Regions from separate parts of the Homo sapiens genome. Here region 1 is linked to region 2. The links are chromatin loops, found by intact Hi-C in ENCODE. Cell type or tissue: GM12878. All regions are shown on one strand. Links, peaks and the distances in the headings refer to the core of each region. The heading gives the core; the rest is flanking DNA. Region 1 overlaps SRD5A3 (steroid 5 alpha-reductase 3). Region 2 overlaps TMEM165 (transmembrane protein 165).

The links. Hi-C counts contacts between places; a loop is a spot of excess contacts. Peaks named below come from ENCODE experiments on the same cell type or tissue, not always from the same donor. Only the 100,000 strongest peaks of a DNase experiment are listed, where the experiment ranks them.
Region 1: a loop joins it to region 2, with 7 times the contacts of the local background. A loop is called at or near these places in 18 of 110 quality-filtered maps.

What each region holds. Positions count from the first base shown.
Region 1 is chr4:55,351,278-55,367,634 of GRCh38, reverse strand. It overlaps SRD5A3 (steroid 5 alpha-reductase 3), which reads right to left. Exons shown (of 5, transcript NM_024592.5): 2 at 8,147-8,289; 3 at 3,364-3,561; 4 at 1-47. It overlaps SRD5A3-AS1 (SRD5A3 antisense RNA 1), which reads left to right. Exons shown (of 4, transcript NR_037969.1): 4 at 472-1,034. It also overlaps the pseudogene FCF1P8. Among named protein-coding and RNA genes, the nearest start is that of SRD5A3, 13 kb to the right of the region's middle. RefSeq lists enhancers at 1,683-2,370, 2,371-3,059. In GM12878, for the core only: no CTCF peak of the experiment used is centred there; a DNase peak (open chromatin) is centred at 8,774; H3K27ac peaks cover 344 bases.
Region 2 is chr4:55,420,002-55,431,937 of GRCh38, reverse strand. It overlaps TMEM165 (transmembrane protein 165), which reads right to left. Exons shown (of 6, transcript NM_018475.5): 5 at 7,295-7,400; 6 at 5,763-6,562. The coding sequence ends at 6,486. It overlaps CLOCK (clock circadian regulator), which reads left to right. Exons shown (of 23, transcript NM_004898.4): 23 at 1-4,035. Among named protein-coding and RNA genes, the nearest start is that of TMEM165, 30 kb to the right of the region's middle. In GM12878, for the core only: no CTCF peak of the experiment used is centred there; no DNase peak of the experiment used is centred there.

The DNA.
Region 1 (16,357 bases), core at 7,523-10,022, 62 kb after region 2:
ATGGAACCACCGTGCTTGCATCAATAGATTTTTCCCTGTTATGTAGGCTATAGGAATGAGAATTGTTAGCCAACACTAAACAATTTCACAGGCTCAGGGAATTAAACAAATCATTTAGTCAGCAGAAACACAATTATCCACTTATTCCGTTCCTCAATATCCTAATATAATTTCCCAAGTACAAAGAGGGGAACCTGTTCCTCAATATCCCGATGTAATTTCCTGATGTAATTTCCCAATACAGAGGGAAAAGCCCTGTCTCTCTGGACAAAGGAGATACGTTCCTCAGCTATGGGCAGCTTCAGTTCCCCTGGCAAGAGAATTCCACACAGACACATTCTCTTGCTTCTTCTCTAAACAGTTCAAGCACAAAGTTCAGCTCCCCTACTGTGATCTACTTTCGAATGGTAAGATTCCTTTGTGTTTCCCTTGCTAAGTCCAGTTTTAAGTCTTCTTTCTTATGTTTTACAGTGAAGAAAAACACTTTCTAAGGAAATCTCTCTCTGAGCTACCATCCTGCTAGGGAGAGCCTGAAAGCAGAATGCTGACTTGACTAGCTCTGGTCAATGAAAGAAATCACCAGTGGAAAGGCTACCAGGGGGCTTTCTCAAAAGAGAGGGACAGTAAACTGCAAGATGAACAACTCAATGCCATCCAGGTCTGGATGAGAAAGAACAGTCGAGAGACTGAGTTTCAGGAGTGGAAACACTCAAAGCATCATCTTCCACTTTCTTCTCCGGCTGCTAGGAAGAAGGGAAAAACACAGACCTTCTGAGGACCTGCGGAGCAAACCACTGGCTTCAGAAAAGCAAACAGGGACTTCCCTCTGCGCAGCAGGAAGCAGTTAGCCTAGTCGGAGGCTTGACTGAAGAAACAAATGTATCCACTGATAATGGGCAAGAGCCTGAGGCTCTGGAGCCAAGGGGGAACCCTAAAAAGCTGATTCAAGTAAGAGAACCAAGGATCATGCAATTCCACATGGCCACCTCGAAGCAGGAATCCGTTAATGATAGTAAAGGACTGATGAAAATCCACCGGTCTACCTGTGTCAGTTTATTTTAAAAGCTTGTTTTATATAATCAATCTACTATAGTCTTTTAGTGTTTACAAGTTTAGCCATTTAACTACTAGGTTATATTTTTATAAGTTCAAAACAGGCTGGGTACAGTGGCTCACACCTGTAATCCCAGCACTTTGCGGGGGCCAAGGCAGGAGGATCACTTGAGGCCAGGGGTTTGAGACCAGCCTGCCAACATAGCGAGAACCTGTCTCTACAAAAATGAAATAAGCAAAATATTAAAAATACAGTTTTAAATCTGACAGGCTTCAAGAGCAAGTCAACAGGATGAAAAGTTACAGTGTCTGGAAGTTCAAATCACTAAGTCCCTTATGCTAAATGCAGAGAGTTTACCTACAGGAAAAAGGATTTGTTAAGGGTAACGCCAGAATTATAATGCAGGAAAAGGGAGGCAGGTGGAAGGCTCACATTTCCTCAGTTCTACTCAGTATTTAATTATTTGTTTATTCATTAGTTACTTAAGGAGTGCCTCCTAAGCCTGGCCCTGCTGAAGGCACAAAGGATAAAGCAGGGAATAAGTCAGGCAAGATCCCAGTCCTTATAGAGCTTACATCCTAGTTTACAGATAGTCTTCTTTTCACTTTAAGAAGAACCCTGTGAAATCAGTATGTGTCAATAATTACTAATGAAGGCTGTGAGGCTCAGAGAAGCTCAATGAGCCAGATGCAGGCCCATCAAGACTCTGGAGCCCATGTTATTTCTATCACGCCCTTTGGTTGGCAAATGCCCCAATGTGTTTTCTCTCAATGAATTACTGAAACCAACTTTCCCCATATTGTCCTAAATGATCCCAGATGACCCTTGAAGGACAAGGAGGTGAAACAGAAAACAGCTTCAGAAAGGAGTGCTTAGAAAGCTATTTTTGTGGGCTCCTCTTCCTTGACTATCTACGCAGGAGGGAAGGCAGAAGTTGAGACGCAGCCAGTAGAGGAAACTCCGGGAGAGGCAGGTAACGCCAACAAACAAGAACACGCTAAAAGCTAGCAGTCACCAAGCGCTCTGCAAAGTTCCTTTAGGGGGAGAACCAGCACTGCCCACCAGGAATGACAGCCCCTTCCATGGTACTGGCTGGCAGAATGCCACCACAGACATGCCTGGGAGGAATAAGTTCAGAGGAATCAGAGAGATGCTAGCTAAGTGGCTGGAGCCAATCAATAATTCATGAATTGAGAAAGATCGTCAATAAATCCTTTAAAATCACTCCTCTAGTCAGAGGCCTTAGGTTGAGCTACAGCAACAGAGAGACGACTTTCACGGGGCACTCATACCAAAATCTAACCTGAGGAGGAAGCTCACTCACAGATTGTTGGAAATCGCTAGACCTCAGCCTGAGTTTACAAGGATGGACAGGGCAGCTGAAAACATGGAGCCCTGGGTTTAGAGACAATGGTCATTACAGACCTACGGGGTCTAGACTGACAGATACTAAGGCTGCAAGGTCAGGTTAACCTCAGCACTATAAACTCATTCCCATCACCCCAAGCGACTTGAATTCTTTATAATCATGCATTGTTTTTACAAAAATGGTAGTCATATGTGTTAGGTAATGTCCCCTCCTCCCCCCATAAAACAAAAAATCCATTTCATTTCCTTCTCGTAAACAAGGTCATGGTTTGGCTCCCCTCTTCCTGGCTAGTGAGAGCTTAGAGACTAAAACACAATTTTCACTACCACAGTACTCTTTGTCCTCTCCTCTCAGGCAGCGTCACTTGAAGAAAAGCTCTATTGTGATGGGAACAATCACAGGAACTAAGCGGCAACAAAATGGCTCCCCACCCCCTCTGCAAATCCCAACTCCATGCAAGCACTCTCCCTTCCCTCATTTTCTTTTCTTTTTTTTTGAGATGGAGTCTCGCTCTGTTGCCCAGGCTGGAGTGCAGTAGCGCGATCTCGGCTCACTGCAACCTCCACCTTCTGGTTTCAAGCAATTCTCCTGCCTCAGCCTCCCCAGTAGCTGGGACTACAGGCGTGTGCCACCACGCCTGGCTAATTTTTTTTTTTAATTTTTAGTAGAGACAGAGTTTCACCATGTTGGCCAGGCTGGTCTCGAACTCCTGGCCTCAAGTGATCCACCTGCCTCAGCCTCCCAAAGTGGTGGGATTACAGGTGTAAGCGACCACGCCCGGCCTTTTAAAATCGACTTGAGTCTCATCTCCTGAAATGCAAAATGCATTGGGCCTGTCTCTTACTTCTGCATGTCTCATAATGCTTAGCACAGCACAAGCCCCGAGAGCGCATCATACACCCTGGGGTGGGGAGCTCCTGGCAGGGCTGGATCCACTCACCATTCCTGCCATCCATTGGCACTTGGCTCAGCACAGTTAGGCCAACAAGGACATAATAGACAAGTCCAAAACAGTACTGCACGACGTGAATCATGACATTGGAGAAGACACTGACGTAGAGGCACTCGAAGAGTCTTCGTAAGCTGTGCAGCCACAGAAATACTAGCACTAAGAATGCAGACAGTGCCAGCTCCCCTCCTACAATTCAGAAGGCAACAGGGTCAGCATTTCTCTTCTGGGATTAATCCAAAGTTTTGTTTTTCTGTACTGTTAAGCAAAGTATTAAATCCCATCTAACATCTTTCTTTTTGGTAGTAAGGAAGAAATGGGCCAAATGAAGTCAAGGAATTTGACTTCACTCAAATTACACAGTTCACTGTGTTACACAGTTCACTGGGTTCACAAACACCCATCACTCAATTCTGCTTCATTGTGTGACAGCCTTCCAGGCTTCAGGGACATCACGGTCAGGAGGTCTGTGAAGAGGTCTGTGGGTTTCTGGTCCTGGCACTAACAGCCAGATGCAAACTGGAAGCGTTCCTGGTAGCCTCTGAGTGGCCCCAGCTGTGGGATCCCCAGTATCTCAGGCATCACAGAGGCAGAGAGGGGGACAGGAACAGAAACAGAGTTATGCATTTCTTTCCACATTAAAAAAAAGAAATTATACTTTTAGAGGCATGCTGAGCCCAAGATCTACTTCCTCACCTGTCTTTCACGACCTGCCCACCAAAAAATCTGAAGAAAAGCTGGCTTTAAAAAAACACACACTTAGTTTCTCTTTTTTTCTTTTTTGTTTTTTATTTTTTGGTTAATTTTATGTGTCAACTTCTTTATTTTTGAGACAGGGTCTTGCTCTGTCACCCAGGCTAGAGTGCAGTGGCACAGTCAGGCCTCACTGCAGCTTTGAACTCCTGAGCTCAAGTGATCCTCTGTCTCAGCTTCCTGAGTGGCTAGAACTATAGTCATGTGCCACCACACCTGACTAATTAAAAAAAAATTTTTTTTGTTGCCCAGGCTGGTCTCGAACTCCGGGCCTCAAGCCATCCTCCAGCCTCAGCCTCCCAAAGTGCTGGGATTTTAGGTGTGAGATACCACGCCCAGTCACTTAAAAAAGAAATGAGTCACGGCCGGGGGCGATGGCTCATGCCTGTAATCCTACCACTTTGGGAGTTGGAGGCGGGTGGATTGCCTGAGCTCAGGAGTTCGAGACCAGCCTGGGCAACATGGTGAAACCCTGTCTCTACTAAAAATACAAAAAATTAGCCAGGCATGGTGGTGTGCGCCTGTAGAACCAGCTACTTGGCAGGCTGAGGTAGTAGAACTGCTTGAACCTGGGAGGTGGAGGTTGCAGTGAGCCAAGATTGGGCCACTGCAATCAGCCTGGGAGATAGAGCAAGACTCTGTCTCCATTAAAAAAAAAAAAAAAAAAGTCTCACACACAAACACACACACACGCATGCACACCATAAAGATGCAACTTAATTAACTTTTACAAATTAAGCCAACCAATCCCACCCATGTAACAGCACCCAGATCCAGAAACAGAACACTTTAGGAAGCTGAGGTTGGAGGATCGCTTGAGACCAGGAGTTTGAGACCAGCCTGGGCAACACAGCAGGTACCCCATCTCTAAAAACATTAAAAAAAAAATTAGCTGGGCATAGTGGCGTGCACCTGTAGTCCCAACTACTCAAGAGGTGGAGGAGGGAGGACTGCTCGAGCCCAGGAGTTAAAGGCTGCAGTGAGCTATGATCATGCCACGGCACTCCAGCCTGTACAACAGAGTGAGACCCTCTCTCTTAAAAAAAGAAAAAGAAAGAAAAAAATGAAACAAACAAAAGAAACAGGCTGGATGCGGTGGCTCATGCCTGTAATCCCAGCACTTTGAGAGGCTGAGGCAGGCGGATCACAAGGTCAGGAGTTCAAGACCAGCCTGGCCAACAGAGTGAAACCCTGTCTCTACTAAAAATACAAAAATTAGCCGGGCATGGTGGCGCATGCCTGTAGTCCCAGCTACTCAGGAGGCTGAGGCAGGAGAATCGCTTGAACCCGGGAGGGGTAGGTTGTGGTGAGCTGAGATCAGGCCACTGCACTCCAGCCTGGGCAACAGAGCAAGGCTCCATCTCAAAAAAAAAAAAAAGAAGAAACAGAACACGAACAGCACCCCCTAGTGTAGGCACGACCCCTCCCCCAAACTTCCCATGGGGAACAACCCCTATCAGCACAGATTAGCTTTGACTGTTTTTGTATTTTAAATGAACTAAAACTTAGTTTTAACTCCTTAGGAACAAGTTAAAGCAAACAAATAGAATTCCTCATATCCTCACAACCAACCCTCCAAATACCAAAACACCCCAGTCAGTCTCACAGTAAACAAACGAAGAGATGAAGTTTTAACGAGTGGAGTGAGATCCGCTGATGTAGCCTACCCTTCCAAAGAGGATGTCCACGGGTTTGCTCTTTTTTTTTAGATGGAGTCTCACTCTGTGGCACAGGCTGGAGTGCAGTGGCATGATCTCAGCTTACTGCAACCTTTGCTTCCTGGGTTCAAGCCATTCTCCTGCCTCAGCCTCCTGAGTAAGTGGGATTACAGGCACGCGCCACCACGTCCCGCTAATTTTTTGTATTTTTAGTAGAGACGGGGGTTTCACCATGTTGGCCAGGCTGGTCTTGAACTCCTGACCTCAAGTGATCCACCTGCTTCAGCCTCCCAAAGTGCTGGGGTTATAGGTATGAGTCACTGCCCACTGTTCCCGGCAGGGTTTGCTCTTTTTTTTTTTTTTTTTTTTGAGACGGAGTCTTGCTCTGTCCTCTTAGGCTAGAGTGCAACGTTACAATCTTGGCTCACTGCAACCTCTGCCTCTTGGGTTCAAGCAATTCTCTCTCCTCAGCCTACCGAGTAGCTGGGGTTACAGGCATGTGCCAGCACACCCAGCTAAGTTTTGTATTTTTAGTAAAAACGGGATTTCACCATGTTGGCCAAGGTGGTCTTGAATTCTTGACCTCAAGTGATCTGCTCACCTCAGCCTCCTGAAGTGCTGGGATGAGAGGCATGAACCACCACACCCGGCCGGGGTTTGCTCTTCTGATTGTCATCTTTTGCAACCAGTTTATCTGGTTATACAGAAAAGGATTGTTTCTAGGTGGTTTGGCCACTGGAACAAAGGACAGAGATGAGACTAGAACAATTTGTTTCTAATTCTGCCCCTCACACTCTGCCTGACCTTAATTGAGGACATTTCATAGTTTTCACCTTCAATTCTTTATTTTAAAAACTGTTCTGGCCGGGCGCGGTGGCTCACACCTGTAATCCCAGCGCTTTGGGAGGCCAATGCGGGTGGATCACCTGAGGTCAGGAATTCGAGACCAGCCTGACCAACATGGAGAAACACCATCTCTCTACCAAAAATACAAAATTAGCTGGGCGTGGTGGCACATGGCTGTAATCCCAGCTACTTGGGAGGCTGAGGCAGGAGAATCGCTTGAACCTGGGAGGCAGAGGTTGCAGTGAGCCAAGATTGCACCATTGCACTCCAGCCCGGGCAATAAGAGCGAAACTCCATCTCAGAAAAAAAAAAAAAAACGTTCCATATTCTTCATCCTGATGCTGAGGATGGCAAACTTAAAGGCTATTTTGTAATCGTCTGTTCAACAACTGTTTAGTCAATTTTATTATACTACCAAAGCCTCACAGCATAACTTTTTTTCCATGTTTATCAAAAAGTAATTTTTATTTATTTTATTCATTTATTTATTTATTTTTTTGAGACAAAGTCTCCCTCTGTTGCCCAGGCGTGGAGTGCAGTAGCTCAATCTTAGCTCATGGCAACCTCCGCCTCCCAGGTTCAAGCGATTCTCCTGCCTCAGCCTCCCGAGTAGCTGGGATTACAAGCGCCTGCCACCACACCCAGCTATTTTTGTATTTTTAGTAGAGTTGGGGTTTCACCACATTGGCCAGGCTGGTCTTGAACTCCTGATCTCAAGTGATCTGCCTGCCTTGGCCTCCCAAAGTGCTGGGATTACAGGTATGAATTAAAAAGTAATTTTTTTTTTTTTTGAAACACAGTCTCGCTCTGTTGCCCAGGCTGGAGTGCAGTGGCCCGATCTCAGCTCACTGCAAGCTCCGCCTCTCGGGTTCATGCCATTCTCCTGCCTCAGCCTCCCGAGTAGCTGGGGCTACAGGTGCCCGCCACCATGCCCAGCTAACTTTTTTTTGTATTTTTAGTAGAGACAGGGTTTCACCGTGTTAGCCAGGATGGTCTCGATCTCCTGACCTTGTGATCTGCCCGCCTTGGCCTCCCAAAGTGCTGGGATTACAGGCGTGAGCCACCGCACCCGACAGAAAAAGTAATTTTTAAATCACATTTCTGGAGTTCTAAGTCATGAGTTTGGTTGGAACAGTATAAATGATAAATGTTTCCAGACAAACCTGACAGATCCTAAAAGCTTTCCCCCTTTTGTGTAAAGACTTCTTCATAAATTTATCAACAGTACTAAAAATACCAGAGGGAGGGCAGCCAGTTCTGCACACAACACAGCACTTGCTGGGAAGTCAGGAGCGCTAACTCTTGGCTCTGTCTCCTTCTCAGGGAAGGGCTTAGGGACATCCTTTTGGCCATCCGGCAATGAACCGTGCAAAGCTCTTTTTTGCCCTCATCCTCCACTTCCCAGGCCCTTCTGAGGAGGTGCCGAGAGAGGAGACAAAATGCCAAAAACTGCTCCCTTGCAGACAGGAACAACAGAAACGGGATGCAGCGTTGTCATAAGCCCAGGGAGTCCTTACCCTGGAACTGTGCCGCCCCGAGAATTCTGAGCAAACCATGAAGCCAGCTTGGAAAAGGTGCTCCCAGGAACAGAGATTGAGTAAGGCACCAAAGCAGGAAGCCATTCCACAGCACTGAGATGATATAAAAGTGGGAAAAATATCTGCAAAAGGAAAACAAGCGAGGCAATAATTAGGGTAGATCCACTTCAAGCTCTTATACGGGAAGATTATTTTTAGTTTCTCTGTCTTTCCCCACCCCTCCATTCCCAAAGTATACCTTTGCTTTTTAATAGAATCTGAATCCTATAGGTGTTCAGGTTCTTAAAATTTCCTTTCAAATAACGGGACCAGTTAACTTTCAGGAAAAAGAGGCCTCTCTGAGGTTAACAAGAACACAACCAACTGTGTTAAACTTAGAATAAAGTTTAGTTAGCAATCTCTCTGATTGCTGGGTAACAGAATTGGACTCAAGTTCCCAAAACGGAGGCTGCAGGCCCTTGCAAAGAGAACCTAGACTGTGCTAAAACAAGCTAAATCTGTGAAAGATTTTGATTTCTATATCCCAAACAATATTGCAGTAATAGCCACACAACTGTTACACATGATTTGCATAATCGCAGACACTTGGGGCTAGAGGAAGTAAAAGATCTTCAGGCATGACTCAGTGTTTTTCCAAATTGGGTTGACCTAAATTACTTTTATTATAACATGACTAATACTACAATCATAAAACTAGGTATTAACTCCTTATGGTTATAATTCTCAGACAACTACAGGGCCTATTTTGCAATCAACACATCTACAAACTAAATACAAATAGGACCACAAAACCAATGCAATTGAAATTAGCGATGTTAATTTAATGCAAAAGATGATGTTGATTTGCTGAAACAAAAAAAATCACCTAATATGGCACAAGGGCCTAGGGCCTAGCAGGTTCTTCTTCTTCTTTTTTTTTTTTTTTTTTTTTTGAGACAGGGTCTTGCTGTGTTGTCCAGGCTGGAGTGCAGTGTTGTGATCACCACTCACTGCAACATTGACCTCCCAGGCTCAAGTGATCCTCGCACCGCAGCTTTCCAAGTAGCTGGGACCACAGGCTTGTAGTAGTCCACCATGCCTGGCTAATTCTTAAACTTTTTATAGAGATGTGATCTCCCTATGCTGCCCAGGCTGGTCTCAAACTCCTGGGCTCAAGAGATCCCTCCCACCTTGGCTTCCCAAAGTGCTGAGATTACAGGTGTGAGCCACCATGTCCAGCCCCTCATAGGTTCTTTTGAGGTCTGTTTATGTATACTTTTCTATTTTTTTCTATTCAGTCTGAAACCTTTCTGACTCTATTGAGTGCCTGGCGGTCATCTGGCTTTCCCTGGTCTTCAATGCATCGTGCATATATTAAATCCCACTCCTTCTTTTCTTTTTCTCATTAGTCTGTGACAATAAAAGACAACCTAGAGCCAAAAGAGGATTAAACATAATCGCAGGGGCTCCTCCAGATGATCCAGAATGTGCTTGTAAGAGAATGCACAGCCCCTGAGATCATGCCTACAAACTCAGTCTGATAAACTCTGATCCAACCTGATCATTCCATGGCAACCCACTCCACTCTGCCAATTACTGTTAGCAAATTCTATCACTGGCCAGGCATGGTGATGCATGCCTGTAATCCCAGGGCTTTGGGAGGCCAAGGTGAGAGGATCCCTTGAGGCCAGGAGTTTGAGGTTATAGTGAGCTATGATTCTGCCTCTGCAACTCCAGCCTGGGCAATAGAGCAAGACCCTGTGTCTTAACAAATAAATAAATAAATAAAATTCTATCACTGGATTTGCCATCTCTGGCCACACAGAACAAGAATTTTAATTCCACACAACATCTCTTAAACTATTTGAAGAGAGCCATCCTGTGATTCCCAATTGGGATCTTCTCCAGGCTTCAAGAGCCTACTTTTCACAGAAGTTCATGCATCAAGGCCAATCGCCACCTGTGGCTACTGATCTTTGGTTATACCACAGGGTCTTCCTTAAGACACACTTCCCACAACTGACCCCAGGTTATGGTCTGAGCCTCGTGGAGCACAGTGGAAGGTCAAGAACATGCTGTTCTGCAGGCTCCCAGGAAAAGGCAGGAGGGATAGCTTCTGAAGGACAATTTCTGGACCAGCCACTTTACGTACTTAATTTTTTCACAAATATTTACTGAGCACTTCGAATGTGTTGGGCAATATTCTAGAAGCTGGGGACTCAGCAGGGAGTAAACAGACTAGGTCTCCGCCTTAATGGGAGTTTACCTTAGAGTGGGGAGTCAGACGGTCAACAACTAAACCTGCAGACATCTAGCATAATGCTGGGTCAGGGGACAGAGGGTGCAGAGGGGAGGCTGTTCTGGATGGATGGTCAAGGGTGGCTTCTCTGGAAGTAACATTTGGCTAGAATGAGTCATCCCTGTGGATTTCTAGGGGAAGAACTTTCTAGGCAGAAGAAATAACAACTGCAAAGGCAATGAGGTGGGTGTATACTAGGGGTGTTCAAGGAACATTAAAAGACATCTGTACATTGGCATGGCCAAGGGCGAGGGTAGAAGGTGAGGCAGGAGTGGGGAGAGGACATGAAGCCTTGTAAGGCCACTAGCTTTTATAATGGGGAGCCATTTGGGCAGATGAGTGACGTGAGGTAGTAATTTATGTTTTAAAAATCCCTCTAGGCTACCCAGGAGGCGGAGGTTGCAGTGAGCCAAGATCGCGCCATTGCACTCCAGCCTGGGCAACAGAGCGAGACTCCATCTCAAATAAATAAATAAATAAATAAATAAAAAATCCCTCTAGCCTGAGCAACATAATGAGGCCCCATCTCTACTAAAAAAGAAAAGAAAAGAAATAAAAAAATTAGCTGGGTGTGATGATGCATGCCTGTAGTTCCAGCTACTCGGGAGGCTCAGGCTGAGGCTGCAGTAAGTGGTGATCATGCCGCCACAGCACTCCAGCCTGGGTGACAAAGCGAGATTCTGTCTCAAAACAAACAAACAAACAAAACCCTAAAAATCTCTCTGGCTGATGGACAAGTTCTGGAGATAGGTGGTGGTGATAGTTGGATAACAAGATGAATGTATTTAAAGCTACTTAACTATTTAAAAAACATTAAAAAGGTAAAATTTAAGTTACGTGTATTTTACCACAATAAAAACATTTTAAAAGGCAGCAAAAGAGGCCGGGTGCAGTGGCTCAGGCCTGTAATCCCAGCACTTTAGGAGGCTGAGGTGGGCGGATTACCTGAGGTCGGGAGTTCGAAACCAGCCTGGCCAACATGGTGAAACCCTGTTTCTACTAAAAATACAAAAATTAGCCAGGCATGCTGGCACACGCCTGTAATCCTAGCTACTTGGGAGGCTGAGATAGGAGAATAGCTTAAACCCAGGAGGCAGAGGTTGTAGTGAGCCAAGATTGCACCACTGCACTCCAGCCTCGAAGACTGAGCAAGACTTTGCATCAAAAAAAAAAAAAAAAAAAAAAAAAATGGAGGCAAAAGAAAGCATTGGTCATATATTTCATTATTATTTAAGTGAAAAAATATCCCTCTGGTAACGAGGTAGAGAACAGTCTAGTTGTGCGGGTAAGGGGTGCCAGGTAGAGCATGGCAAAAGTTAAGATTATTTAGTTCATCTTCATAACAATCTTATGAAGCTTATGTGGTTATCTTTGTGTGGCAGATGAGAAACCCAAGACTCAGAGAGGTTAAGTTACTTATTCAATGTCACACAGTAAGTGACAGCCCTGCTGACTGTGAAGTTAAAATCATACTATTGTGCTTTCATGCAACCTAGGCGTGCCTGAACTTGCTTTTCCAGCCTTATGTTACACGTACCAATTTATATCAAGCCTAAAGTCAAGCATATCACTCAAGTGGGTTTTGTGTAAGTTGCTAAGCTACACCGTGCTGCGCTCTACTTGTGTCATGGTGTCTTTCATTCACAGGCACATTGTGTTGCTTTTCATTCCCACATTTTGTTTTGCTTGCCTGATTTCCCTCTATACATTTTCTATTCTTTTTTTTTTTTTTCAGACGGAGTCTCGCTCTGTTGCCCAGGCTGGAGTGCAGTGGCACGATCTTGGTTCATTGCAAACTCTTCCTCCTGGGTTCACGCCATTCTCCTGCCTCAGCCCCCCGAGTAGCTGGAACTATAGGCGCCCGCCACCACGCCCAGCTAATTTTTTGTATTTTTAGTAGAGACGGGGTTTCACCGTGTTAGCCAGGATGGTCTCGATCTCCTAACCTCATGATCCACCCGCCTCGGCCTCCCAAAGTGCTGGGATTACAGGCGTGAGCCACCGCACCCGGCCTATACATTTTCGATTCTTTAGAACAAGTCATAGCTCTTGTTTGTTTTTAAAGACCCAGCTTGAGCCTCCAAAAGCCAATCTAAAATCTTCACTGCGTTCTGTTTTGGACACTCTCCTTTTTTCCTCCTTTGGCACTTTGCTTACTTGTAGCACTGTTGTCCAAGCCCTTGTAAGCAGGGGTAAGGTGATCCTTATAGGATAATACAAGGTGCTGAATGAGCACTCCCTTGCTTAACAAACATTTGAGTGCTTACTTTAAATCACAGCTGCTCCAGGCTCTGGGGATACAACAGCAAACACAACAGACAATTCCTGCCTTCATGGAGCTTACACATGCGTACGCGCGCACGCACGCGCGCACACACACACAGTAAATTTTATAGCATGTCAGGTGATAACTGCTACTGAGAAAACTAATGCAGAAAAGAGGAAGGAGGAATGCTGGGATGGCAGAATTATAATATCAAACACAATAGACAGGGAGGGGCCTCACTGAGAAGGTAATATTTGAGTAGAATTACAGCAAGTGAGGGGATAAACCATGTGGCTATCTGGGGAAAGGCCTTTCCAGGTAGAGTGAAACAGGCAGTGCAGGTAAGAGAGAGAACTAGCAGAGAGGCCCTCAAACCTGGAATAGAACCAGATGGGGCAAACTAGAGACAAAGTCAGTAAGGTAGTGGGAATGAGACCATGAGGTCTTGGGCTTTTACTGTGAGTTAGAAGCTACTCTATGGTTTGGGGCCTAAAACACAATCTATTTTTAATATTAATACATATTTGCTGGCCGAGCGCGGTGCGTCAGGCCTGTAATCCCGGCACTCTGAAAGGCTGAGGGCAGATCACCTGAGGTCAGGAGTTCAAGACCAGCCTGGCCAACATGGTAAAACCCCATCTCTACTAAATATACAAAAATTAGCCAGGTATGGTGGCACACCCCTGTAGTCCCAGCTCCTTGGGAGGCTGAGACACGAGAATCACTTGAACCCAGGAGATGGGAGGCTGCAGTGAGCCCACATTGCGCCACTGCACTCCAGCCTGGGCAACAGAGCAAGACTCCATCTCAAAACAAACAAACAAAAACTATTTGCTGACTGCTGGAACAGACTCCAGGCCCCAGGTGTTATGGGGTTAAGAAGGGGAATTAATGTTTACTGAGTTCTGGCTAGATCCCTGGCCCTGTGCTAAATGCTTTAATGTCACCACCAATGAGACCAGCAGGTGCTATTGTGTCCAGAATTGGTTCCTTCTGGTGGGTTCTTGGTCTTGCTGACTTCAAGAATGAAGCTGTGGACTCTCGCAGTGAGTGTTACGGTTCTTAAAAATGGTGTGTCCAGAGTTTGTTCCTTCAGATGTTCAGATGTGTCTGGAGTTTCTTCCTTCCAGTGGGTTTGTGTTGCGCTTGACTTCAGGAGTGAAGCCGCAGACCTCGGCAGTGAGTGTTACAGCTCTTAAAGGTGGCGCCTCCAGAGTTGTTTGTTCCTCCAGGTGGGTTCGTGGTCTCGCTGACTTCAGGAGTGAAGCCGCAGACCTTCGCAGTGAGTGTTACAGCTCATAAAGGTAGTGCAGACCCAAAGAGTGAGCAGCAGCAAGACTTACCGTGAAGAGCAAAAGAATACAGCCTCCACAGGGTAGAAGGGGACCCCCAGTGACTTGGCGCTGCTGGCTCGGGTGGCCAGCTTTTATTCCCTTATTTGGCCCCGCCCACATCCTGCTGATTGGTCCATTTTACAGAGTGCTGATTGGTCCATTTTACAGAGTGCTGATTGGTCCGTTTTTACCAAGTGCTGATTGGTGCATTTACAAACTTTTAGCTAGACACAGAGCGCTGATTGGTGCATTTTTACAGAGTACTATTGGTACGTTTACAAACCTTTAGCTAGACACAGAGCGCTGATTTGTGTGTTTTTACAGAGTGCTGATTGGTGCATTTACAAACCTTTAGCTAGACAGAAAAGTTCCCTAAGTCCCCACTCCACCCAGGAAGTCCAGCTGGCTTCACTTCTCACTATTATGCTAATACTCTAATGCACACCATCACCATCTCTTGCCTGGACCACCACAGTAGCCTCTTATCCAGTCTTTTCCACATGATGGCCAATCATCCTTTAAAACATAAATCACACAATGCAATGCCTCCCCCTCCCACACAAAGCCCTCAGTAGCTTCCACTCACTCAAAATAACATTCAAATTCTAGCATAGGCTGCAAGGCCCTGGCGAGCTACTGTTTCCCCCACCCCATCCATCCTTCTATGTTGTCACTCACGCCCACTTCAGTCTTGCTCATGATCAAATAACCCTGCTGGATTTCCTCTAAAGCACTTACAGTCATCTGAAATTATCTGGCTGGTTTTACAATATTTATTGACATGTTACTGTCTGCCTTCCTAGAAGATAAGCTCTAAGGAGCCTAGAATGATTCCTGGCACACAGTAGGTATCTATAAACACTGGTTAAATAAATGAATGAGAGAAGGTAAGCATCTCTTCCAAAGTTACTCTCAGAGTAGGCATCCAGTTAATCAACAAACAAATTAAACCTCAAACCACTTTTTCTCATTCATTCAAAACACACTGACCGAGGTCCTTATTACCAGTCAGGTGTTAAGCTAGGGATATGGTAGCAAACAAGACAAATATAAACTCATGAAATGTTTACAGTCTAGAGCAGGGGTTCTCACCATTTCTCCATCATGGACCCCTTCGGCAGTTTCGTGAAGGCTACAGCCCTTCTGAAAATATTATACAAGCACAGGAGTGTGGTGTGACCATGGGGAAGCAAAAGAAAACAAGGAAGTATGCGACCATGAAGTGAATGCTTAGTCTCAGGGATCAGAGGCTTACAGAAAAGGATAAATTAAAACCTAAAAAGAAAGAAAAGAAGGATCCCAGCGTGTTAAAGGAAAGAGAAATTCCCCAACACCCTACCTGCTTATTTTTCCAATATAATACACAGCTGGGCCCACCTTACCACATCCTCATTGATACCAACCTTTATCAACTTTTCCATAAAAGCCAAACCAGACTTAGTGCAGTCAATGATGGACTGTCTGTATACCAAGTGTATTCCTTGTATAACTGATTGTGTAATGCCTGAAATTGAGAAATTGGAGCAGAAGTATGGAGTGGCTCTAAGGATCACCAAGGATCCAAGATTTGAAGGATTACCATGTACACACAAAGGAACCTAAGCAGATGACTCTTAGTACAGAGAGTAATTCAGCATAAGTTTTATATTGTGGCCACAGTTGACCAGGACCTTAAAAGAAGAATCCCTAAGATTCCTGGAGTTCCTGTCATGTACATTTCTAACCATAGATACAACATTGAATGAATGCCAGATGATTATGGAGCCCCTTGATTCTAATTCTCATAAGACACAGTTCCTCTGCCTTTCTTCAACCAGCTTTCTCTTGCTGCCAGTTCATTACACATGCAAGAGCATGAATTATTATTCTGTTGACCTATTTGCTCTATTATGAGCTGAGGATGGTTAAATATGCTCACCCCTTTTTTTTTTTGAGATGAAGTTTCGCTGTTGTTGCCCAGGCTGGAGTGCAGTGGCACAGTCTCGGCTCACTGCAGCCTCTGCCTCACAGGTTCTGGCGATTGTCCTGCCTCAGCCTCCCGAGTGGCCAGCTAATTTTTTTTTTTGTATTTTTTGTATTTTACGTATTTTTAGTACAGAAAAATATGCCTCAGCCTCCCACGGTGCTGGGATTGCAGGTGTGAGCCACTGTGCTTGCCCTGCTCACTTTTTGATGCTGTTTTGAAATTGATATTTTGTCTCATAAAAATGTTAGGCCAGGCCAGACACGGTGGCTCATGCCTGTGGTCCTGGCGCTTTGGGAGGCCGAGGTGGGTGGATCATCTGAGGTCAGGAGTTCAAGACCAGCCTGGC
Region 2 (11,936 bases), core at 9,426-11,925:
CACTGAAGCAGTCCAGCTCCATCAAGAGCACTGTTGAAGGGAGAAGAACCCTTGTTCAGGAAGCCTTAGAAAGGGATCCTTAAAATAGTACTCTACGCAGACAAGTGAAAATTCTTTTAAACTGGATATTACTCAACATGTTTTCAGATGTTTCCACTACATTGAGGCAAACTTTTTAAAAGTGGAATGCAAATAGCATTTTACTTTAGTATTTCTGCTTTTTTCTTTCTGTTTCTTTGGTAATTGAAAGTTTGTTGATGAATATTTGTGTAAAACGCATTCAAGTCTATAACCTTTCCAATTACCTGTGGCCCTTAGTCCCACAGGAGTCCCTGTTGGAAGGGGGTAAACACTGGATATTAATGTTGCTGAGTGAGTCTTTCTAGCCAGGACAAGCTGATTGGAATTTTTGAATGGTAGAGAAGAAACAGCACAAAGGCACTTGCCATTTTAAGTGTTTGGAGAAAGAGAACCTTTTAAGTTTGGATTGGGTGAGCTTTCTTCTAAAAGGAGCTTCTGAAGTAATTGCAAAGGAATAGAATCGACTATTTTTATAGTATATTTAATATATTTGTATATAACTATAATAGGAACCCTCTACATGCCTCCCACTTTTCTAATTTACTTCCCCTTTTGCCATAGCACTAGTATAGCCTCATCCGCATGGGTAATGTGCCTATTGTCAGCCTACCAAAAGATAGTGCTGCTGCTTTATGAGACAGGTGAGAAGACCCAACTCTCATGCCTGGGGATCCTTTACGGAAGGAATAGCACACACTTTTAAAACAACATACCACAGTCTAAAAGCATCATTTTGAAATGTAACAAGCACTTTATTGCAATTACTCATTTTGATAAAGTTTATTCTTAGGCGTTAACCATTTCTAAAGGATCCCCAAATCATCACTTACTTAGGTGAAATTATATAAAATGACACATTTCTGAGAAATGTTTAGGTCCAGTGAACCGTAGTTGGTTTATGGGAGTGATTTCAAGATAGCCAAATGAACTTTGATTTTTGTTTTGAATGTGGTGGAGTCAAGAGATTGTAGATGCCTAGTTTGATTTAAACACTATTGTAAACCTATCTTGCCTATTGTGTGGACACCAAAAGAGACCAATGAGCCTGTTTATTTTTCAGAGGTCTAGGAAAATTGCATCCGTGTGAGTAGATGTACAGAACTAATCTAAAAGTGATTGCTAGTAACATTTTAGAATATAATAATTTCAAGAATTATTCTGAGTGTTTTAAATGTGCCCTGAAATGTTGGCATGTCATTTCAGCATTTCCATTTGAATTGCTCTTGTAATATTTTTGCACAAAAAGGACTGAGAAAAAGAATACTTTGGTTAAAGGAAAAAAATAGTATAATTTGGTCTTTAATTTTAATGTCTCCTGTGGAAACACTGGGGATGAATTTTGTTGGCACAGTTATTCAGGATATTTAAAACAGTGTTGAACAGTTCACAAGAAATTAAGCAAACTTGGATTTTAAAAATTAAAATACTTTCTTTCCATGTGACTGTTTTGCATAGTTTTTTCCCCCTATGTCATAACACTACATTCCTTGTTTTTCTTAAATAAAATACTCTGCAGGTTTTGTTGTGAGTGTTTATAACAGTATTTTGTAAGCTGCCTGGGTTTCCTCAGGGAAACATTATTTAGTGGAATAGGATATAGTTTATGGAGAGACAACTAAGTGAAATTCCATCACCACCACCAGCAAACACTGAGGTGCTGCATTAAGTGACAATCAAACTAGTAAGTATTTATGAAAGAATTTAGAAAGGGGTTCAAAGAAGCAATTGCTTTTAAAGCAGTTCTCTGGGGTTCTTGAATAAAAATGGCTAAATGTATTTATTTATATTTTAAAATACCTGTGTGTTCTGTTTTCTCATCAAAGTGATTTCGGTGTCATGTATTTAATGTGTGGTTTGTTTTGTTTTGCACCATATTCTTCTTAGGGAACTGGCTCTGATTTGGGGTGCAGTCACCAACTCTCATGATAATCTTTACGGACAGTCTGAATCTACTTTACTTCAGGACGGCAGTGGAGGGGCCAACTCCAGATGCCCCTGCACTTCCCTCCTCAAGTCATCTAAGAAAGAATTTTAGAAATAACTCCTTTCAAATCTGATTCATACAGTTCCAACCTTTTTCTAGTTTCACTTGCTGCCTTCTTTGTTTTATGGGCACTTTTTGTGTGATTACTTCCCCAACACAGTCAAAGGCCAGTATGACAGAACCAATGGCACATGATGCCTCTATTTTGCCCATTTGGGGAAATGTTAGTAAAAGAAATAGCATCTTTTAATGGCTGTCATTATCATATCCATATTAAAATCCATTTAAAGTTCTTAAATTTGGCGGAATAATGTATACAGGCTGTAAACTTCTACAAAAAATGTTTGCTGTCTTTAATATGGTGTCAAGTTACTTGGTCCTTTGAAAACAAAACAAAACTTCCATACACAGCACTGCCCAGTAAAGCAGTGTTGGAATATTGGAAACCTAGACATTTGAGGATCCTTCTTGCTCACAAGCATTGGAACAGAATCCTCCACTTTAGGACTCAGAGAAGCTATGGAGTCCCACAGGCTAGGTATAGCACACAACTTAGAGAACGGTAGTTAAAGCACGTCAACCACAATTGAATTTAATGATCTAAAAAATATTTCTTAACTCTGAGGGTTAAACTGAAGATACGTTTTCAAATAAAAGCTTTTAAATTTCTTAGGAAACAAACTGTGACATCGCTTTTAAAAATGACATTCAAATGTTTATAATGTGTGTTTTTGAGTTGGCTTGGACTAGTGCAAGTTCACTGCTGGCAATGGTTATGCCAGTAGTTAAGTTAAAATAAGTTGTTACCTTCAGATTGATGTCTTGTATAACCAGACAATCATCTTCAAGCAAAAAAATTGGCCAGGAAATGTCTTTTTAAAAAAAAAAAAAAAAAAAAAGATGTGTCAGCCAGAACAGTTACCATTCAGACCATACTGGAATGATTTTGAAATCTTTACTATGGTTTAAGTTGGGGAAGGCCTCAGTATGGCATTTTCATATTCACTCTATGTAAAGATTGAAGCCCAAAGATGAGTTAAATTCAGTGCTGTATTGAAACCAGTCAGTGCAAAAAAAAAAAAAAAGTTTTACCTTTGTAAATTTTTCATTGTTAACATCAGTTGGTAGTTGTTAAAACATGCACCAAATTCTTTATAATGTTCTGTGTGGTTCTCAATGTGATATTCTTGACATTGCTGTCCTTACTGCTTGGTTCTTGGTTTTAAATTAAAAAGTAGATGTAGCTCATCATTTTTACTTCCAAAACGGTGGAGCTAAAAACGGCTAATTGATCTTGAGATAAGAATACCCTTTACTAAGGCAAAGATTTAATTGAAATCCAAAATGATTTATAGAAACGAAAGGCATTTTCCATTTGTTGTCTTCTGCCGAAATTCTGAATTGCATACACACATGAAGGATAATGAATGGTTTCAACGGTGCTATATTAGGTTCTCTGATTTTCATGACCTATGTATGTTTGGAAATACAATATTGTATAAAATGTGGATCGTTTTGTTACCGATTTAATATTGCCATTTTAATTTGGTGTAACAATTGGTTACACTTGTTTTTCAAAGCTATCCTTTGAGGAGAAAGTCAAAATGTGTTGTTAGCCTACCTCCACTCAGGCCTCTTGCTGTGTAATCATTATTCCAGGTTATGATGTGCATAGCTTTTAAAACTGCGTGTACTATTATTCTGCTCTTTCCCATACTCTTGTCATGTATTCAGAACCTAAACTTATAGCAAAAGAGCCAAGCAGTAGCAGTTTTTGTAAATGTAAAAATAATTAGATCCAGACTTTGTTTCCTTCAATTTTAAAAATAAAAAATACCTCAGTGCTATGTTTTTCAGTTATCACCTGCATTTCTCAAAAAATAACACCTGCTTCATGTGGCACATAACTTGTAAGAATCACATTTTGGATTTTAAAGAAAGACTATTAAATATTTTAAGATCACTATCAATGACATTTCCCTTTCTTTTATTCAACAATGGAGCCTATTGCAGTAGCGATTTTTACCTTATAGCTTAGGTCTGACTTACCAAAAATTCTCAGAGGAATTATGTCCTGCTACAAGATTGTGGTGCCTCAGAATGCGATGCTGTTCTTATTCGCATATGAAGCTAGTAATGGGACCAAGCTACCTGAACTGAGGTTACACGATGATGGTGCCAGCTACTCCCTACGAGGAATTGTCTTTTCTGTTGTTATTAGAAAAAACGGTTGGGTGCGGTGGCTCACGCCTGTAATCCTAGCACTTTGGGAGGCTGAGGTGGGTGGATCACCTAAGGTCATGAGTTCAAGACCAGCCTGGCCAACATGGTAAAACCCTGTCTCTACTGAAAATACAAAAAAATTAGCCAGGCGTGGTGGCGGGCACCTATAATCCCTGCAACTTGGGAGGCTGAGGCAGGAGAACTGCTTGAACTCAGGAGGCAGAGGTTGCAGTGAGCCGAGATTGCGCCACTGCATTCCAGCCCAGGTGACAGAGTGAGATAGATTGTCTCCAAACAAACAAAACGTATTAGTAGGCCAAGCATGGTGGCTCACGCCTGTAATCCCAGCGCTTTGGGAGGCTGAGGTGGGCGGATCATAAGGTCAGGAGTTCGAGACCAGCCTGGCCAGCATGGCGAAACTCCATCATCTCTACTAAAAATACAAAAAATTAGCCAGGCGTGGTAGTGCACGCCTGTAATCCCAGCTACTCGGGAGGCTGAGGCAGGAGAACTGCTTGAACCCGGGCGGTGGAGGTTGCAGTGAGCCAAGATCACACCACTGCACTCCAGCCTGGGCGACAGAGTGAGACTCTCTCAAAAAAAAAAAAAAAAATACTAGTGAGAATTCCTCACTCTTTCTTTATAACAAACAAACAATCTAAGGCAATATAGACTGTCTAACCACAGAGTTTATCTTAATCCACAGACATTGTTTTCTACCCTTTGATACTTCCTATAGCAGAAAACTACAAATATGACCTTTTTTACCAACATGTGCTACTTCTAACTTGGCATTTAAGCTGAAAACTCCTCTTAAGATCTCCACAGTAGTAGCTATCATCTTCCTCACAGAGTTACCATGTAGGACAATTGCTGCATCCTACAGTGCTGGATGATTAACTGGGTTCTTTCACAATCTCTTCAAATTGCAGACTACATTGTGGACCTTTGTAGTAGCTCATAAACCTGAATTGCTCTGGGTCTCCTATTATACCTCACACAAATAACATGGATGTTTCTGTAGAATTGTCCTTCAATTTAGTGAGGCTATTAATGGGAATGTTACTGCATATGATTCTAGAATATAAAAGGCTGAGAGAAAGCAGCTGTTATGCTACTTGGGTGAAGTAGTAGTCAAATCAAAATATACTCAAACGAGGGTGACGACTGAAGTTGCCATGAAAAAATGAGGTAGTCTTAGCATAATGAATGACATTAGGCTCTGGAATTAAACCGCCTGGTGTGACTCTACCATGTAACCTTGGGTGAGTTAGTTTTTTTCTTTTTTAACCTTATATTAGTACCTACTACCTCACAGAACTGTAAGGGTGACAATGCTTTCGAACAATGCCTGGCTCCTGTTTAGCTACTTTAGGCATATCTCAAATATTTAATATGTTAGTGTTTTTACATCAGCTTTAGAAATTGGCCTATCAATACTGATAATTTTATATGACACACAAGGAAAAACAAGCACTGGTCATACCACTTTTATTTATATTGTTATCTATGTTACATTGTTTATTCAATATAGAAAAAATATGAATACATTCATAGTATTCTCTTTTAATTTGGTAATTCCACATTGTCAAATATTGACTGTTTTTATATTGGGTGTCCTACCCAATTAAAAAAAAAAGAGGAAGAATGACCTGGCAGACAGTTCTTGTTGTGCCATGTTATTGATATAACAGCAATATCATATATGTCTCTTTTTTTAAACACCTAGTTTTGAAAAGACCAATGATTAAACTACTGTTTACTGGCTCAGGGAAATGTTTTAAGAAATAGAAATTAATTCATTCTTTCCCCAAGAAAAACTTTAAGGTAAACATCTTAAAACACCTAAGTGATGAAGGAGAAAATTTGTATTCCTTAAAAAGGGGTCAGTGCTGAAAGAAAATTGCATGGTAGACCCCACTGCACAACGGTTCTGCACCAAAAGAAAAATGAGGACCATATTAACATAATTATGTTGGAGAGAAGAAAAACCCACACTTAGAAGTCAGGTTTCTTTTAAAACTCCTTGTTACAAATAGAATCAATGATTATATCTCAGACATAATAATGGGTCAAACTCACAAAATCAGTGCTACAAAATACAGTATTTTTCCATCACTTTTAGTTGTAATGTACACTATGTACAGAAAGATAATACTACCTATTTTAAACTAAATATAGATGAACAAACAGCTTGTTAAAAACCAGAATCAGGGCTTATAAATAGTGCAGAAAATGCAAACGCCAAAAAAACGATGCCTCCTATGATTGTCACTGGAAGAGAGAGAAAAAAAGTCAAATACAGTAAAATTCCTATACCTTGATACTGTACAAAATGAAAAGGGAGCCGATGAGGCGGCCAATTATTCTTCCAATCTATTAAACTAACCTTGAAAACAAATTAGAATCACTTCAACCCCTTTTACATAACAAGGAACAATACTTAACATGCTTGACTGTGAACACTAAGAATCAGGTTTTCTCCAGCACTGTTTTGAGAAATGACAGGATTGTATTAAATCCAGACAGTGCTGGCAAGCAACAGTAGAACTATAACTCATCTTAAAATCCAGTTATAAAAGAAAATGTTCAGGTCTTCTGACTAGCAAAGAGACGATTCTTCCATCTCTAGACCTAACTGTGGCTTCACAGGACATATTCAGCAGAATCAGTACATATGGTCTCCACATGATTCCAGTCTTGTAAGACACATTTTTAGAGCCAAAAACTTCTCATACTTCCAAATGACAATTGTTTTACTAAGATAATATGTTAACAAGAAGCTACTATGAATTCGATAAAAATGACTTTGTATTTTGCTAACTTCTACACAGGTGAAAAAAGTCCGTATTTGCAATACCAGGATTAATACCTCTATAAGAGATGGTAGGTAATTAGAAAAACCAAGTATACTTCAGCAGCAGAAATTTAAATAATCAAAGCTAACACCCTTTAATCTCTCAGTGATTCTAAAATGTTATCTGATTTGTAATTTTCAAGACTTACCAGTTCTGACAGAGATTTTCTGTGCTATCATTCTTCCTCCAATTACTGCCAATCCCGTGCACAGGCAGTGCCCCACAGTTCCACCCACGGCTACACCATAGGGGTCCTGGAAGCAAGCGTCACAGCATTAATTCAAAACCAAGGTGACAACTGCTGCTTGAGAACCATAACAATTCAGAAGCACTAAAAATGGTGGCCAACAATTAAAAAGCATAATAGTTATAAAAATGCAGGTGTATAATAAATTTATGAGAGGTGTAATGGCTGCTTGAAGGAATATGTACCAGTTATACTTAAGACTAGACCTAAAAGTTGAAATAACCCAAATCAATTTGTAAAGTCAAACAAATCCTGATGAAATAAAGCTAATCGAACCTTTCAGCAGTTATTAAACTTCCTTCACAGGCAATACGTAGCACTGCTATGACAAGTGCTAGGGAGGATTTTAAGCTAGACATCTGTTCCCTCAGATACTGCTTGGTATTAGGAGAAACTCAGTCAATCCTTCACAGAATAGTATGCCTCTGCTTCCTGGGAACAGAAACCCTGCCTCAGTGCCAGGAATCAAGGATTTATCCAGTGAACACATGTTACCTGAGCAAAGCAGACACTCAGATTAGGGGGAGAGGGGTATGTAGTAAAAGTTTCCCAGAAGATAGTCCTGAAGAATGAACAGGGCATAGTGAGAATGTGATTTTGTTTTGTGGGAGAAGGAACATGCTAAATAGAAAGCAAAGGCCAGCAGTACCAGACAACCAGCTGCAGAGCCCTTCAGCATTTCACAAAAGGAGGTCATGAGGGTAGGTGGGAGTCCAGGTGAGGGAGGACCCTATCATCTTGGAGTTTAAACTGTGTCCTCAGACACTTGTTGGTTTTTAGCTGGAAAGTAACAGAACAGATTAATGCTTCAGAAATCCGCTAGGCCAGGTGCAGTGGCTCATGCCTGTAATCCCAACACTTTGGGAGGCTGAAGCAAGAGGATTGCTTGAGCCTGGCAGTTTGAGACTAGCCTAGGCAACACAGTGAGACCTTGTCTCTACAAAAAAATTAAAAATTAGCCAGGCATCCTAGCAAGCACAAGTGGTCCCAGCTACTCGGGAGGCTGAGGTGGGAGGATCATTTGAGCCCAGGAGGTCGTGGCTGCAGTGAGCTATGATTGTTCTCCATCCTGGGCAACAGAGCAAGACCCTATCTCAAAAATTTTTTAAAGTCTAGTGGAGAGAAAGAACCAGAGGGGAACAAGACTGAAGGAAGGGTGATCCACTGCGATGCTATGGCAACAGCCCTGGGAAGAAACTGCGTTGCCCCAGATCGGGGCAGATGACTGTAGGCAAAGAGCAGGTGAATTTGAGAGAAATTAAGAAGGCAAAATTAACATACCTCCATGATAAATGAATGATAGGCTTTATGGAAAAATATCAGAGCCAAGCAGAGTGGAGCCAGCCACTCAGGAGGCTAAGGCAGAAGGATCACTTGAGGCCAGGAGTTCAAGGCTAGCCTGAGCAGTACAGCGAGATCCCGTCTCTTAAAAATAAAATAATGGTGCAGTGGTTCATGCATGTAGTTCCAGCTATTCAGGAGGCTGAGGTGAGAGGATCACTTGAGCCTGAGTTTGAAGCTACAGTGAGTTATGATCACACTACTATGCTACAAATTCCATCCTGGGTGACAAAGCAAGACTCCATCTCTTATTAAAAAAAGAAAAATAGGCTGGGTGCAGTGGCTCACGCCTGTAATGCCAGCACTTTGGGAGGCCGAGGAGGGTGGATCACGAGGTCAGGAGACTGAAACATGGTGAAATGCTGTCTCTACTAAAAATACAAAAAATTAGCCGGGTGTGGTGGCAGGCACCTGTAGTCCCAACTACTGGGCAGGCTGAGGCAGGAGAATTGGCTTGAATCCAGGAGGCTGAGGTTGCAGTGAGCTGAGATCGTGCCACTGCACTCCACCCTGGGTGACAGAGTGAGACTCCATCTCAAAAAAAAAATAAATAAATAAAGCATGACACCCAAGTTTCTCTCCCACAATTGATGAACTATGTATGGTAAGACCAATGTGATTTTTAAAGTTAAGAGTCAGTTGAATCAGGGTGGGTGGATGGTTCACACATGTAATCTCACCACTTTGGGAGGCCGAGGCAGGCAGATCACCTGAGGTTGGGAGTTTGAGACCAACCTGGACAACATGGTGAAACCCCATCTTTACTAAAAATACAAAAACTAGCCAGACTTGGTGGCACATGTCTCTAATCCTAGCTACTCGGGAGGCTGAGGCAGAAGAATCGCTTGGACCCAGGAAGCAGAGGTTGCAGCAAGCCAAGATTGTGCCACTGTACTCCAGCCTGGGTGACAGAGCAAGACTCTCAAAAAAAAGAGTCAATAAACCTGTTACAGAGAAAGCAGAAAGAGAAGAATGTTGATAGCATAATCATGAGGGACAAAGGCAGCATTCAAGGAAGGACAGAGAAAGAAGGGTCCACAGGAGAAAGCAAGTGAGGTGGCCAGCCAATCACCTCCTGTAAGGACCAACGGAGGCATCATGCAAGGCCACAGGGAGCTCAAAGCACAACAACATTCCTGGTGAGGCCAGAAACTGGGTTCCCATGGGCTAAGTATGCAAGGAGAACAGAGCCAAGGCTTATTCCCATCACAGCCAAGTCCTCTGACACTGCAGGAGGGCAAGAGTTGGATTTGCGATGTACAATTGAGAAAAGGGGCTTTTTTTTTTTCTTTTTAAAGGATGAGAAAAAATTGGTACACACGAACAATGCTCACAAAACGGCTGGGAGAAAGGCAAAATCTAAGCATATTATAAGGGTGGGATTCAGAATACAGGAGGGCAGAGGGGGCTGCCACTGTGATGGGTGGGAATGAAGAAAGGGAACTGCTACTGCTCTGAAGGAGAAGGGAAAGCCCGCTGTCGGGCAGTGTGTGTGCAGAGACAGGAAACTGGCTGAAGCATCCACTGTGAAGAATGGAAGACTGGGACTACATTTCCCAAATTCTACTTGTGTATTATAAACTGCTACCCATGAAGATGGTTCTATTTGAAAGTAATATTTAGGCCGGGCGTAATCTCAGCACTTTGGGAGGCCAAGGTGGTCAGATTGCATGAACTCAGGAGTTCGAGACCAGCCTCTGCAACATGGCAAAACCCTGTCTCTACAAAAAATACAAAATTAGCCAGGCATGGTGGTGGGAACCTGTAGTCCCAGACTCAGAAGGCTGAGGTGGGAGGATGGCTTGAGCCCAGGAGGTGGAGGTTGAGGTGAGCTGAGATTGTGCCACTGCACTCCAGCCTGGTTGACAGAGCCAGACCCTGTCTCAAAAAAAAAAAAAAAAAAAAAGAAAGAAAGAAAATATTTAAAAATTCACTAGATTAAGTAAAATAAACTAGTATTTAACTAGTTCCTTTAATATAGGACTTTCCAGTCTTTATTTGTATACTGAGTCGTCTTTTTTTTTTTTTTTTTTTTTTGAGATGGAATCTAGCTCTGTCGACCAGAGTGGAGTGCAGTGGCGCGATCTCGGCTCACCCGGGTTCAAGAGATTCTCCTGTCTCAGCCTCCCGAGTAGCTGGGACTACAGGCGTGGGCCACCATGCCTGGATAATTTTTGTATTTTTCACCATGTTGGCCAGGCTGGTCTCGAGCTCCTGACCTCAGGTGATTTGCCTGCCTCAGCCTCCCAAAGTGCTGGGATTAAACGCGTGAGCCACCACACCTGGCCCAAGTCTTAAAAAGAAAAAACAAAACGACAGGGATATATTATTTGCCAAATTTGACTCTGAATTTCTTCCTTCCCCCTCACCCTTTTTTGGCCTAGAACCAATTCAAGTCTCAAAGGACACTAGGATTATGTGAAATCCAATTTGGGAACATTAAATCATGTTGGAAGCAAAGATAAAACTGCATACTAAAATGGCCTGAACTAGACAACTGCATGGTTCATAAGAAAAATTACCAACAAAAATAGGAATACTAAGGGAACAGGAAAAGACACAACATTTCTGCCATTTAAGAGCTCATTAAATATCCCCGCAGGGCAGTTAGTATGGAAGTGTGGCTAACACTGAATGTGCCATGTGGGGGACCATGCTAGATACCCTGCGTGTGTTATTTCATCTGCAAACCGATCCACAAAGCAGGTAATCCCCATTTTTGGATGAGAAAATGCAGGGAAGTGCAGTAATGTGATTTTACAGCAAGAGACTCAAAACCCAGTCAGCACGTGCCATACTGCTAGAATGGACCAGGGTGTCTCGTAGGTAGGGAGCCTCAAGCCTTTCACACGTCACTCTATGGCATAGAGTCTATGCCACAGAGTAGAGAGAAAAACGCAGTGATTCTGCTGTCATGATAACTCACCCTGGTAGAATCACTACCACCTCAACAAAATGGTTACTTACTATTGAGTCCCAACTCTGGCAATCTGAGAGCCAATAAAAGGCTAGAAATCAAGAAGAATATAGGGTACAGCCATTAAATAAATAAATAAAATAAATAAATAAATAAATATATATGTATATATATATATATTTTTTTTTCTTAAGATAGTGTCTCACTCTGTCACCTAGGCTGGAGAGCAGTGGCACCATCTCGGCTCACTGCAACCTCTGCCTCCCGGTTTCAAGTGATTCTCCT